Regions from separate parts of the Homo sapiens genome. Here region 1 is linked to region 2. Evidence: read pairs that join two places in POLR2A ChIA-PET (ENCODE). Cell type or tissue: K562. All regions are shown on one strand. Each heading gives the region's core, and the rest is flanking DNA. Links, peaks and the distances in the headings are about the cores only.

Region 1 (8,125 bases), core at 2,019-4,518, 61 kb before region 2:
ATGTCAACTGAGATGGACACTAAACAGCCTGACTCCAGAATCCATATTCTTTTTAACACACTCCAGAAGGACACAAAAGATGACTTATAGAAATGGAAAAACAGGCCAATTCAGGATAGATTCAACAAAAATGTTTAATTCAGTCATGCTGTGTACAACTGCGGAAGTGAATCCATCACGTGCTGATCAACGTGGTTCAATCTCAAAGAACAGCATTGTTCAAAGAAAGCCAGTCACATAAGAGTATATGTAGTTTAATTCTATTATAACAAGGGCCCCAAATAAGCAAAATTAAGCAATCTATTGCTTTCTTTGAGACAGAGTCTCACTCTGTCGCCCAGGCTGGAGTGCAGTGGTGTGATCTCAGCTCACTGCAGCCTCCACCTCCCAGGTTCAAGTGATTCTCCTGCCTCAGCCTCCCGAGTAGCTGGGATTACAGGTATGTGCCACCACTCTGGCTAGAGAATACTTTTACAGGTGGTAAAACAACAAAGAAAACCAAGGGTGGGTTTTGTATCTTTCACTGGGTGGAGGCATATGAGTGTTTGTTATTCTTTAAGTTATACATATTTATATATACTCTTCTGTGTGTGATATTTTGTAATAAAAATATAAAAGTAACTAGACCAAGCTCATCTTAGGAATATCAAAACCAAATTCCTCAATAAGTGATTAGCAAGTTGAATTCAACAAAACATAAAGAAATAGTAAAACATGACCAAATGGGATTTATTCCAGGAATGTTATATCAGAAAATCTAGTAATAAAATAGATTATTCTAAGAATACAATATTAGAAAACCTATTAATAATAGATTTACCAAATCAATAGATCATGTGAAAAATTATACATCTAAGTTTTAAAAAAGCATTTGATCAACTCAATTTTCATTCTTGATAATTATAATTATATTACATTCTTGATAATTACAAAAACAGTAGACACTTATTTAACATTATAAAAATACAGCTATGTCTCAAAAGCTAGCACCATACTTAATAAACATAAAAGCATGCCTCTTAAAATCAAGAAAAAGACGTAAGTTTTCTTTATCGTCCTAATTCGAAGTACTGGCCAATGCAATTAGATAAGAGGAGGAAATCAAAATAGAAACATTGGAGAAGAAAAGCATCTGCTGATTACTATTTCCAAGGAAAATCCAAACATTATATATGATATGTAAATTCAGGCCATATACAAAGTTAATAAACAAAAATCAATAGCTCTAATGTAACCAAATAATTATTAGTTAGAATATGCAATGGTAGAAATAACTCCCCTTAAGATATTGACTAAAGAGATAAAATATAGAATAAGTTTATCACCAAATGTGCCAGATTTCTATAAAAATAATTTTAACACACTCTTGAGGAACACACAAAAAATTCAAACAAATGGAAAGATATACTATGTTCTTGGATAGGGAGATTCAATATCATATAGTTATTAATTTACCTAAGTTCAACTATAAAATAAAGTCCCATTTAAAATACTGCCAAGATTTATTGCATGCTAAACAAATTGAGTCTAAAGCTCATATAGAAAAATAAGTAAGAATATCCAGGAAATTTCTGAAAGAAACAAAAAGATTAATGAGAAGGTACCAGCCTTAGCAGATATTAAGACATAAATTCAATGTTAAGACATAAATTAAGACATGATGACATATGTCTTTAATTAAGACATAAATTCAATAACATAACCTTGAACATGAATTGACAAGCAATTCAATATTGCTAAATGGAAAGAATAGAACTTATCCCAAACATACAGGTGGATTTATTAAATAGTCAAGGTAGTATTTCAAATTCATGGTAAGAAAATGAGTTATTCAATAAATGGCATTATGCAATTGTAAAAACTCAGAGAAATGTCATCTAAAAAGTGTGAATTTTACTGAATGTAAATTATACATTTATCAACCTAATTTTCAAAATTAATGTTGGAAACACTGGATAGTTCTATAAAAGGAAGGCTGGACATCTATGTCATATTTTACACCAAAACAATTCTGGAAGGATCAAAGATTTAAACACTAAAAAATAAAATAATGAAAGGAAAGTACAAGAAAATATGAATGAAGCAAGACATGCCTAAGTATGACTAAAAACAACCAGAATCCACAAAAGAACAGACTGTTCATTCAACTACGTAGAAAATATTTCTCCCTAGAAAAAAACATTATAAGCAGAGTTAAAAGACAAATCAATTCTAGGAAAAATATTTACAATTTATAGCTCAGATAAATCATTAGTTTTCTTAATATACAAAAAGCTTCCATAAATCAATAAAAGTCCAACACCCCACACAAATACACCAAAAATGAAGGATGTAAACAACAATTCACAGAAAATACAACTTTGTCTTTTAAATATATGTAGAAGATACTCCATTTCACTCAAAAGAAAAATGCTATTCAAATATACTGAGATACGATTTTCATTTTTGGCACTCTGATAGCTAAGTTTGAGAACATACTCTCAGTAAGTGTGGAAAGGAATTACTAGCATCTATTACAAGTGAGAAGGTGTATATATTATAGAATCTTTATGAAATGTAATTTGAAAGTATATTTCAAAAATTAGGCATATATTCTTTGACACAATAATTTCATTTGTAGATATTTATCCTCTAGATATGCTCTCATGTGAACAAAATAATAAGCAACCTCAATATCCATCAATAGGAAACAGGTAAATTAAATTATGGTTCATGCATCCAATGAAAGACCATAGAGCTATAGAATCTCCTAAATAGAATGCTACCATTTGTAAGAAAAACAAGGCTGGGCATGGTGGCTCACACCTGTAATCCCAGAGCTTTGGAAGGCGTAGGCAGGCAGATTGCTTTAGCTCAGGAGTTTGAGACCAGCCTGGGCAACATGGCCAAACCCCATCTCTACAGAAAAATACAAAAATGAGCCAGGTGCGATGGCACACACCTGAAGTCCCAGCTACTTAGGAGGCCAAGGTAGGAAGATCATCTGAGCCCGGGGAGGTAGAGGCTGCAGTGAGTCATAACTGCACCACTGTACTCCAGCCTGGGTAGCAGAGTGAGACCCTATTTCAAAAAAAAAAAAAAAAAAAAGAAAGAAAAAAAAGAAAACCAATGTACGTGTGTACACATAGATGCTTATAAAGTCACAACATCTCCCTAAAAGCATGCCCAAGGAATTGAAAACCGTAGTTGCTTCTGGAAAAGAAGGCTTAAGCTTTGTTATATATACCTGTTAGCTCTTTCTAAATTTTGTAACTTGTATTTGAAACATTTATAAAATAAGCAAATTCCTCTATTATTATCTCTTCACCCTATTTCTTTATAGCATTTTGTACAAGTTACAGTTATGAAACTGCCATTATCCTAATAACTGCAGCTGACAGTGATTCTAATTACTTGATTCCTTGATCTTAGGCTGAGCCCTTCTAGAAGCCTCTCAGGGGTAAGTCTTTTTCATTGTGTGTCCCCAGCTTCTAGCTCAAGTCTTGCCACATAATTGGTGCTCAGCAGATTTGTCAAATGAGTGAATAAATTCAGTGCCATGTATAGATTTGAAATAATCTAGAGAATTCAAAGAGGAAGCATTCTAACTAAAGCCACTGGTCTGAGAGCGAGCACAGGTTAAAGAAGGAAAATCAACATTGATTTACCCAAATGTACCTCCCTGCCAATAAAATGTAATATTAAAATGGGTAGTAGCCCTTTCTATTTATTGAGTTTTTACTGTGCACAGAGCCCGGTAACTGGGCAGTTTACAAATCTCTGTCTCATGTATTACCCACAACAACTCCATAGCCAGATGGTATTTTCCTCTTTGTGAAAGTATAAACAGGGAAGCTAAGTGATGGGGGAGGCTGTGGAAGGGATCAGAATTTCAGCCTCATCCCACTGCTGGGTAGACATGTGACTTTGACCAATGTCACTGCCTCCTTTGGACCTTGGCATGATAGAGATGACAGGAACTACCTTCCCACCTACATCCTCTTCCAAGACAATCCTTCCCCTGCTCAGTCCTGTTGAAGGGGTGAGCTGAGCTGGTCGCATGTAGACAAGGGCATGGCACTACCCTGGCTTCAGCCAGGGAGGGGAATAGACCTACATTGGCAAGACAGAAATGGGCCTGGGAATCTGGGTTAGGGAGTGATATGGTTTGGCTGTGTCCCCACCCAAATCTCATCTTGAGTTGTAGCTCCCACAATTCCCATGTGTCATGGGAGGGACATGGTGGGAGGTAATTGAATCACGGGGGCGGGTCTTCCCTGTGCTGTTCTCATGACAGTGAACAAGTCTCACAAGATCTGATAGTTTTATAAAAGGGAGTTTCCCTGTACAAGTTCTCTATTTTCTGCTGCCATGTAAGACGTGCCTTTCGCCTTCTGTCATGATTGTGAGGCCTCCCAAGCCATGTGGAACTGTGAGTCCGTTAAACCTCTTTTTCTTTATAATTATAAATTACCCCAACTGAGGTATGTCTTTATCAGCAGCATGAAAATGGACTAATACAGGGGAGCCTATGAGGCTTAACTCATTTTGTCATGGAGAAGTGAATTACAGGGTTATGACGACCTATGCTGCTGACCATACTGGCCAATGCATAGGCAAAGACATCAATTTGCAATCCCAGAGATAGAAAGACAGACACAGACTCTTACAACCTGGTAACTTCTTGGTTCCCATGATATCTGGCCATATGTCCTGTAACATGGCACACATGTACATGCATGTCTATGGGGGTGTGTGTGAGAGAGAGATTTTTAAATATTATCATTAATACCCATCCAATTTTTAAGCGTCAAACAGTCTGAAAAGCAAAAGCCACTCTCATCTCTTTGAACCTCAGTCTCTCCCCAGAGGTTTACCACTCTTCCTTGTGCATCCTTCCTGAAAATTTATGCCTCGATATCATTTGGTTTTTGTATTTATCCAGACAAAATCACATAAGATGCAGCATGCTGTATTTTGCTTTTTTCTTCCTTAGCAATATATTCTCTTGGATAGAGAAAATTTGGTACATATACACCATGGAATACTGTGCAGCCATGAAAAGAATGAGCCAGGCATCGTGGCTCATTTGGATCACCTGAGGTCAGGAGTTTGAGACTAACCTGGCCAACATGGTGAAACCCTGTCTCTAGTAAAAGTACAAAAATTAGCCAGGTGTGGTGGCACATGCCTGTAATCCCAGCTACTCGGGAGGCTGAGGCAGGAGAATTGCTTGAACCCAGGAGGCAGAATTTGCAGTGAGCCGAGATCACACCACTACACTCCAGCCTGGGTGACAACAGTGAAACTCAGTCTCAAAAAAAAAAGAAAGAAATCATGTCCTTTGCAGCAACATGGATGCAGCTACCGGCCATTACCCTAAGTTAATTAATGCAGGAAGAGAAAACCAATTATGGCATGTTCTCACAAGTGGGAGCTAAACGCTGGGTACTCATGGACATGAAGATGGCAACAACAGAAACTGAGGACTGCTGGAGGGGGAAGGAAGAGAGGGGGAAAGGGTTGAAAAACTAACTATTGGGTACTGAGCATCACACAATAAACCCAGGTAACAAACCTGCACGTGTACCCCTGAATCTAAAATAAAAGTTGGAAAAACCCCAATATATCCTTAACATCTTTTCCTATCAGCAAGAACCCTTTTTTTTTTTTTTTTTTTTAAGATGGAGTCTTGCTTTGTTGCCCAGGCTGATCTCAGCTCACTGCAACCTCCACCTCTCGGGTTCAAGCAATTCTCCTGCCTCAGCCTCCCGAGTAGCTGGGATTAAAGGTGTGTGCCACTGCACCTGGCTAATTTTTATATTTTTAGTAGAGGTTGGGTTTCACCACGTTGCCCAGGATGGTCTCAAACTCCTGACCTCAGGTGATCCGCCTGCCTCGGCCTCCCAAAGTGCTGGGATTACAGGCATGAGCCACCGTGCCCAGCCTATCTTATTCTTTTTAATGACTGTAAGTTGTCCCATTGTTTATTACCTTCAATTATCTGCCAAACATCTATTGAGCTCTTTTTACATCTCAAGCCCTGCTTTAGGCACTTGCTTGGGATATTTCAGTGAACAAGCCAGAAAGATATTCCTGTCCTTGAGGAGCGGACAGTCCTATAAACTAACTTTGTTTTTAGTTTTGCATGTCACAAACCATCTTGTAATGGGCATCTTCCTGCTTATAATTTGGCCTTTTCTTTGAGAGAACCAGTAGGAGATACTTGCAGAGGAGGAATTGCTAGGTCAAGACAATTTGGAGAGCTTACTTAGCAAATATTCATCAAAAAGATTGCTGCTGGCCATGAGTGGTGGTGCAACACCTGTAGTCCCAGCAACTCAGGAGGCTGAAGCGGGAGCATCATATGAGCCCAGAAGTTTGAGGTTGCAGTGAGCCATGATTGTGCCACTGCACTCCAGCCTGGGTGACAAAGCGAGACCTTGTCTTTAAAAACTAATTTAAAAATAGGCCAGGCATGGTAGCTCACGCCTGTAATCCCAGCACTTTGGGAGGCGGAGGCGAGCGGATCATGAGGTCAGGAGATCGAGACCATCCTGGCTAACACGGTGAAACCCTGTCTCTACTAAAAATACAAAAAAATTAGCCGGGTGTGGTGGCGGGCGCCTGTAGTCCTAGCTACTCAGGAGGCTGAGGCAGGAGAATGGGGTGAACCTGGGAGGTGGAGCTTGCAGTGAGCCGAGATAGTGTCATTGTACTCCAGCCTGGACGACAGAGCAAGACTCTGTCTCGAAATAAGTAAATAAATAAATAAATAAATACATGAATAATAAATAAATATAAAAGATTGCCGCAACTTCCCCTTCCACAAACTGGGTATGAAAATGCAGTTTTCCCCCAAATCTCTTTAGTACTTGTGTTATGGGTCTTTTAAAAAATTTTCTCCAGCAATGTAGCTGGAGATGGAAGCATTCCCTGAATTGCAAGCGAGAGAGAACATATTTTTGTACAGGTGACGGGCTTTTGTATCTCTTTTTCTATGATCCACCTACTCATATCCTTCCTAAGGGTCTAAGGAGAACTTATTTTTGTCTTTCATTTGTATGGTCTCTTTGTAAAGTTAGGAAATTAGCCTTTTCCTATGCACTGTGAATATTTTTCCCCATTTTCCCATTTTTCTTTTGACTTTGCTTATGAAACTTTTCCTGCAGAGAAATATCTGATGAAGGTAACTATGTAAAAGTGAGTTTTTCCTCCCCTGGAAGTAGCAGATGATAAAATAACAATTGACATACAGGTTGAGTATCCCTTATTTGAACTGCTTGGGACAAGAAATACATGAGATTTTGAACTTTCTTCTGATTTTGGAATATTTGCATTATGCTTGCTGGTTGAGCATCTCACATCTGAAAATCTGAAATCCAAAATTCTCCAATGACCGTTTCCTTTGAGCATCAAGTGGGCACTCATAAAGTTTCGGATTTGCGGGCATTTTGCATTTTTGGATCTGGGAAGTTCAATCTGTAGTAATAAGTGACAATATTTCTACAGCTGGTAAGTGGCAGAGCTGAGATTCAACCCACATCCATCATGCTTCTTGCTCATCCTTCTTGCCTCTACTCAGTTTGACCTTTTATATATCAAATGCAAATGTTCTGTCTACATCTGTTCACTGCTCAATTTTGCACTTTGTTGCTTTGCATTTATAATTAAGTTTTTCTGCATCTGAGGGAGAGTCACTGATTAGTCTGGCACAGGGAGCTTCCCGTTCTTTGGCAAGGAGATTGTTCTGGAAGTTCAGAAAGAGGCACCTGAGTACGGTTTCTTGTCCTCTTAAACCGTGAAACAAATCCCACAGCTATATGGTCTCAAGCCAGTTCCACATTTGTTTCAAGGATTCTTACATGGTTAGCCTTGAGGGGTACTGAGAGGCCCCTGACTTCCCCAAGCCTGCCCCCACCTTGAATAAACTATAGCATTGGCTAACAATTCACCCCTGGATCCCTTTACTTCAGGCACTTAAAGTTGATGGGCCATTGGTACACAGACTGAAGTTGACAGGACTTAGATTGAAGTTAATGGGACATTGGTACACAGATTAAAGTTGATGGAACCCTGGTTTGGGACATTTTGCAAAAAGAAGTGATTGGAAAGAAAAGGCATAAGAAGTTCTGAAGAAGGCACA
Region 2 (7,071 bases), core at 4,572-7,071:
GTTCTCTAAGCAGTTCTTTAAAACCACTCACGGTTGCTGGGTGTTTGCAGGATAAAGCTGTTTGCAGTGAAAAGTACAAGTTTGGATTCTCAGTTGAGCAATGAACTATTTAAAAAGGCCCTTTTGTGGACAAAGGAAGAGCTCCCCCCCACCCACCCAAATCAATCTGTGACATAAAAAAGAGGTGGCTTGAAGCATGCAGAGGAATTATGCATTTTCATGTAACACTCTTATTTTTGTCTTAGTTTATTCCATAAAAGATATTATTCTAATCAAGAGTTACCATGAATTTCAAAATATATTACAAAGAAGAATATACTTATTTGAAATCAAACCTAAAGAAAGCAAAAGCACCAAACACCCACCTCACAGCATCATCAGGAAGTCAGAACGAGATGTATAGAACTTAGCACCTCGTTGGGCAGAGTAAGCTGTTTGAGAGGATAACTCATTCTTTGTATTAGCTACTGACAATTTTTGAAATTTTGATAGCAACACAGACACAGAAGATATTTTATTTTTGTCTTCACTGTATTATAAGACCAAAGAAAGACATGTTCCAAGAAAAATGGCAAAGGCCCAAGTCTTGGGATTGGGTGATAAGGACTGGTAGGGTCTGGGGCATACTGAAAACCCTGGGACCAGCCCTGTAACAGGAGGCAAGCTGCACTTGGTCCCAGCTGATAGCTATCTTGAGGGATCGTGGGCCTAGTGTGGCCAACTTTTCGATTTTTAAAGAAAAAACCCCAACGTGTAGAATTTAAAAATTCTAGCATCTAATTCAAAAATTTTAAAAGAAAACCTGTGAGCCAAACAAAGCCTGTCTGTGGCTGAATGTGGCCTGTAGATCCCTGGCTCAGGATCCCTGATTTGAAAAAATAGAAAATCACATACAAAGAAAATAGAATACAGAATAGAGTAATAGTCCCAGTCTAATAATGTAGACCCAGATTAGATATGGAATTATATATAAATGCACCTATAACATAGGTCCAATGGCTAGAGCAATAATCCTGCACGATATGAGAAAATAACACTAAAAGAGATACACAAAGTGGCCAAATTCAATCAGCTATAGAATTCAGAGGCAAGACAGCTTTTCCTTGATTGGTGATTGGTGAATGGAATTTCCTGATGGAAAATGAAGGCAAGATCTTAAATTGGGTGAGGTAATGGATTCAGGGCAGAAGACAAGGGCCCTGAATATTTTTTATTTTATTTTTGAGACAGGGTCTTGGTTTGTAGCCCAGGCTGGAATGCAGTGGCACGATCATGGCTCACTGCAGCCTCTGCCTTCCGGGCTCAAGCGATCCTCCTACCTCAGCCTCCTGAGTAGCTGGAACTACAGACACACGTCACCACAGCTGGCTAATTTTTGTATTTTTTTTGTAGAGATGGGGTTTTACCATGTGGCCCAAGCTGGTCTCGAATTCCTGGGCTCAAGTGATCTGCTGACCTCAGTCTCCCAAAGTGCTGGGATTACAGGTGTGAGCCCAGCCAACTTGATTATTCTTTACTTTTTCTGGGCCCATGTAGCTACAGAACAAGGAGAAGCGCCTTTAGAAACAATCACCTGGAAACATAGCTGTTGCCTGTTGAGCACCTTCTAGCATCAGGTGCTGTCTTTAAGCCTCTCAGAGCCCTGAAAGATGAGTGGTGGTATTCCTTTTTGAGAGATGGGGAAGTGAGGATGCAGGGAATAACTTGTCCAGAAACACTCAGCCAGGGGGACTAGGGGAGGGACAGCTTTGAGACTTGAACCTGGTCTGCCTCACAGCGGAGCCATCATGAAGCCCTTTTCCTAGAGGGCTGTCACCCTATTGAAAGAGCCTGCTAGCAGCAGGGAATGGGTGGTTTTGAGCAAATATTCTAATTCATATGGAATCACTGTGTTAATATATCATGGATTATTCACTAGCCAACAATAAAACATGCTTAAGGTTAAAATGATGCCAATTTGTTATGTCTTTGATGATTCAGAAGGTAGCTCAGAATTTTCCAGGGCCTGGTGAGTATCAATGAGCAGCATAACAATGGAGATAGATATTCAGTAATACCAGCCAAGAGACAGCCCAGATTTTTTTTTTTAAAAAGCTTAAAAAAAAAAAAAAGACAAAGAAAAAAGAAAAAAAGTAAAAAAGGCCAGGTATGGTGGCTCACGCCTGTAATCCCAGCATTTTGGGAGGTCAAGGCGAGCAGACCACTTGAAGTCAGGAGTTCTAGACCAGTCTAGGCAATATGGTAAAACCCCGTGTCTACTAAAAATACAAAAATTAGCCAGGCATGGTGGTGCGCGCCTGTAATCCCAGCTACTCAGGAGCCTGAGGCAGAAGAATCACTTGAACCGGGGAGGCAGAGGTTGCATTGAGCCAAGATCCCACCACTGCACTCCAGACTGGGGAAAAAGAGCGAAACTCCGTCTAAAAAAACGAGAAACAAAAAACTCCAAAGAAAACACTTTTCATAAAGGAATGCCTGGACATATTGACTAAAACCATCACAAAATTAAATGAGGTTATTATAAAAGGATGGAAAAGAATTAAAAAAAAAATGCTCTTGCAACTTGCCCAGTGCACATTTGTGGATCATAGTCCATAACAGGCTTGATTTTGTTAGCTGCTATGTCCACTTTTCTGGGAAGTAGAACAGAACAGTGATGAACCTGGATCTGGGCTGAGGTTGTAGGATGATATCACAAATGTGCAAAGACATTAGAGCATTCCCTTCCCGGAAACATCCAAGGGTTTAGCATCCTCTTATTAAATAAGACATATGACAACAATAAGCATTTCTTCTGCAATCGCACTCCCAAAGAATGATCATACACATATCAGTCATGCTAACAGCAGCGGAGATCAATGACCAGTGTATTTTCATGGTCTCCTAAAGGGGAAAAAAATAATCTGTGCTCCCATCTTCTGAAGTTGTTGTTGGACATTAAATGGCGGCTCCACAGTGCCACGGAACTGTACATCTTAGGAAACCAGAATTCGAAATTACTGGCATGCACCTTGGAGAGGGGGCACTGGATAAACTCTCCTGTGAGAACTTGTGGGGTTTTTTTTGGTTTGTTTTTTTGAGACAGGTTCTCACTCTGTTGCCCAGGCTGGAGTGCAGTAGTGCAATCTTAACTCACTGCAGCCTCAACCTCCAGGGGCTCAAAGCAATCCTTCCATCTCAGCCTCCCAAGTAGCTGGGACTACAAGCATGCACCACCATGCCTGGCTAATTTTTTGTTTATTTTTTTTGTAGAGACAAAGTCTCACCATGTTGCTCAGGCTGGTCTCGAACTCCTGAGCTCAAGCATCCACCCGCCTCGGCCTCCCAAAGTGCAGGGATTACAGCCCTGAGCCACCACACCCAGCCTCCATTGAGAACTTTCTTATAAGAAAATATCACCTAGCTTTTAGGAATTGACAAAGCAAGGGAAAAAAGTGCCTATAAATCTCCAGGGTACTATGTGCCAGACACAGCCCAGGGTGCCATGGCCCTGGAGGGTTCTAATTTAATGGTTCAAGTTAAAAAAAAAAAAAACAAAACAAAACAAAAAACAAACAAAAAAAACCTTGGTATTTCTGCTTCATAGACATGCCCTGCAGTTCACTAGACCAAGCCAGCGGTCAGGGTCAAAGAAAGAGACCTGATCATTACTACAAATCACATATTCCAGACCTCACTCCCTTTTCCTCCTCACCATTGGAAAACTAGACCAATAAGCAAAGCAAAAGCCAAGGACTTGGGAAAAAGGAGAAGAAACGGTCATGACCTGATAATAAAACTGAACTTCTAGGCCGGGCCGTGGTGACTCACGCCTGTAATCCCAGCACTTTGGGAGACTGAGGCGGGCAGATCACGAGGTCAGGAGATTGAGACCATCTTGGCTAACACAGTGAAACCCCGTCTCTACTTAAAACAAAACAAAACAAAACAAAACAAAACAAAAAATTAGCTGGGCGTGGTGGCAGGCGCCTGTAGTCCCAGCTACTCGGGAGGCTGAGGCAGGAGAATGGCGTGAACCCGGGAGGTGGTGCTTGCAGTCAGCCGAGATCATGCCACTGCACTCCAGCCTAGATGACAGAGCGAGACTCCATCTCAAAAACAAACAAACAAACAAAAAAAAAAACTGAACTTCTTGATCAAATAAAACCTGCTTTCAGCTTGCCAAGTGAGTTAATACTCTTAATCCTTCAGTACAAACACTGTTTCTACACATTGCATGTGAGGAACTGGTGTTCCCAGTTATGACTGAGTTGATTTATAAGCTTATCAGCATCATGAACAAATATTTCTTACATAGCCATGGGCATCTTAGCTTTGAACAGACCATGCAGATAACAGATCAGGCAGATAACTACACTGCTTAACTATCAAACCTAAGCAACCAAGACGCAGATTAGAGCATTTTCCACTGCATAGAACTGGAAAGGAAAGCCAAAGCCACATACCTATTGCTTTTTCTTTCTTCTGCAAGATTTCTTGTATAATCGGAGGTCTGGTAAACTGGGTTTGTGTTGGGCCTCGTAGAAATCGTGCTAATAGGGAATCTGAAGAAATCAGGACCAATATAAGGCCTGGGATCCTCTCCCTACACCGGAGCAAATGATAATGTGTAATGAAGCTATGGACGCAGGTGAATTTCACATTCTTTCATTTAAACAAAACAAAACAAAAAAGGTGGGTATTGGCCGCCTTTAGCTCAGTGAAAGCATCACCTAGTACAGGTGTCCTCATTTGCTTGACCATAAAATCACCTGAGGCACTTATTAAAAAATAAAGATTCCTAAGCCTTGCATTTTATGGTTCTGATTTCACCCCAGGTGACCTACTACAATTGAAAAATGCCATGTATTTATATAAGGGAAAAACAGATTGATCTAACAAAGCGAAAGCAGTGTTTTTGTTAAGTTCCCTGGGTTTTGTAGCAGTAGGTGTTTTAGTGGCAATATTTTTACCAACCAGGCCTGAAGCAGTGAACTCAAAAATCTCAATTTTTTAATTAAATGGCCTCCCCAACACCCTCAACCTCCCACCCCACTCCTTTTTAGTGGGAGGGGCTGTCTTTTAGTGAAGGATTCTTGCTTTTCTTTTCCATATTTCATGAGTCTACAGAACTCACAGACTGGATGCCTTTTATTTTAAAAACTTTACTGAATCCATCAGCTTTCAGAAGAGACAATTTCTTTCCAAACCATTCTGAAGATATAAAATTACACCTTAATGAAAATGACTGTGACCTCACAAGGAGGTTGTCAAGTCACCCACGTTTCCTTACAACTCCAAGAAGGATTAACAGAAATAAACCCAAATGCTTTGAATGCTTACAACTTTACTGGTGAATTAATTATATGTCATTCAGGGACATTCAAAGCAACATAAACTATGTAAACCACTTTCCTAACCGGTCAAAACACACATTTTAAATACATGCTGGTCGCGGGAGATGAAAACTGAGAAAGTTTCATGACTGTGACCTCAACTAACATCTGTAAACTACATCTTTTTCCTCCCTAGAGAATGAAAGCTGATCTATTTACTCCTGGCAGAGAAGAAAGGAGGAAGGACGTCCAGGTGCTACCAGAAAACCATTTGTGAGGACATGGACCAGTGCCAAGGTCACAGCCCACCTGAATAGAACTTGAAATCCAGGCACACCCAGTCCAGGGGAGCCCTGAGTTCTTCCTGAACTTAAACACTGGGTTTAAAAAAAAAAAAACAGTCACAGGTGCGGGGACACTGGTCCCCTGCCTGCTGCGAAGTAGATAACGCGAGGACAGCCTCAAAACAACTCCAGACGCTTCGGGTGCCTGAGCCTCACTCGGTGGGGGCGGCGCAGAGGTCCACGTGCAGTACGCGAGCTGGGGAGGTGCGGGAGCCCGCGCTCTGCCCGTGCGCCGCCGACCCACTCACTGCCGCTCGGGGCTTTGGGTTCCCCCCATGCAAAAGGAGGACCATGCTATGTCATCAAGGGCTGATGCGAAGAAGAACCCAGAAGCAGGCGTCAATAAGTAACGAAAGAATGGGGGTAGCCGTGCCTAATATCGTTGCTGCCGTGGCAATTACTGCAACGGAGGCTTGAGAGTTAGGGCGCCAGAAACGCAAACTTTCCAGGGGACCAAACTCATCCAAGCCTCCTAAGGGGCCTGTGGAGACCTCTGCCCGCTCTGGGCCCCGCCGCCGTCCGCGGTCCGCGCCACCTTTCCCGCGGCTGGCTCCAGGCGGGGCGGGGCAGCGGCGGCGCGGGCCGGGCGGCGGGGAAGGGAGGGAGCGCGGTTGCACACGCGGGCCACTGCCCCCAACGGCTGCGCTGGGCTCGCGGCGCCGTACCCCGAACGCCGCAGCCTCCGCCTCCGCCGCCGCCGCCACCGCCACCGCCACCGCCGTCGCCGTCGTCGCGGCTGCCGGGGCCGCCGAGCCCCGCCGCACTCGCTCCGGGCGGGCTCACCCTCCTCGCGGGACAGGGGGGCGCAGCGCGCAGTCCCGGGGAGCCCTCCTCGCCTCGCCGCCGCGCTGGGCCCGGGCCCCCCCTCGCGGCCCCAGCAGGTGGAGGCGCCCCGCGCCCCGCTCCGCAGCCCCCTCCCGCTGCGCGCCAGCCCGCGCGGGCGCAACTTTCTTAAAGGGACAGGTGGACCGAATCCGCGTCCACCTGGGGCCCCGTCTCTGCCTCCCGGCCCGTCCTCCACTTTGGGGGAGAGAGGGGGTTGCAACAGATCTCTCCGCCCGCCCACGTCCTTTGCCCCAGGCGGGATTGCAAGTTTTAATGCACCCAGCCTCCTTTTGCAACTTAATTCCCTTGGCCGAAATCACCCTCCCACTGCTCCTCAACGCATGCTCTCGGGCATGCAGTTGTTGTCACTGTTGGCAAAGTTTGAAGAGGGGTCCCTACCCCTGCACTCCTCCGCCCCGCCCCCCTCACACACACCCCCCCCCCAGAACCCCGGGGCGTGCAAGGCTCGCGGCTGCTGGGAAACGCCCGCTGCAATCCCCTTGACCCTGCCCTGTAACTGACCCTTGGGGAAAAGCCCCCCGCACGGCTACTGCGCATGCTCTGAGCTGGACAGCTCCAGAGAGGGA

The links. Peaks named below come from ENCODE experiments on the same cell type or tissue, not always from the same donor. Only the 100,000 strongest peaks of a DNase experiment are listed, where the experiment ranks them.
Region 1: POLR2A ChIA-PET joins it to region 2 with 6 read pairs; 5 of 35 experiments call an interaction of 5 or more read pairs at or near these places.

The regions. Positions count from the first base shown.
Region 1 is chr12:109,366,176-109,374,300 of GRCh38, reverse strand. All of the region lies in intron 1 of MYO1H (myosin IH), which reads right to left. Among named protein-coding and RNA genes, the nearest start is that of LINC01486, 11 kb to the right of the region's middle. In K562, for the core only: no CTCF peak of the experiment used is centred there; no DNase peak of the experiment used is centred there; H3K27me3 peaks cover 332 bases.
Region 2 is chr12:109,309,254-109,316,324 of GRCh38, reverse strand. It overlaps FOXN4 (forkhead box N4), which reads left to right and starts at 7,041. Exons shown (of 10, transcript NM_213596.3): 1 at 7,041-7,071. It also overlaps a transcript of MYO1H not described here. RefSeq lists a silencer at 3,625-3,825. In K562, for the core only: no CTCF peak of the experiment used is centred there; a DNase peak (open chromatin) is centred at 5,774; H3K4me3 peaks cover 724 bases; H3K27me3 peaks cover 1,847 bases.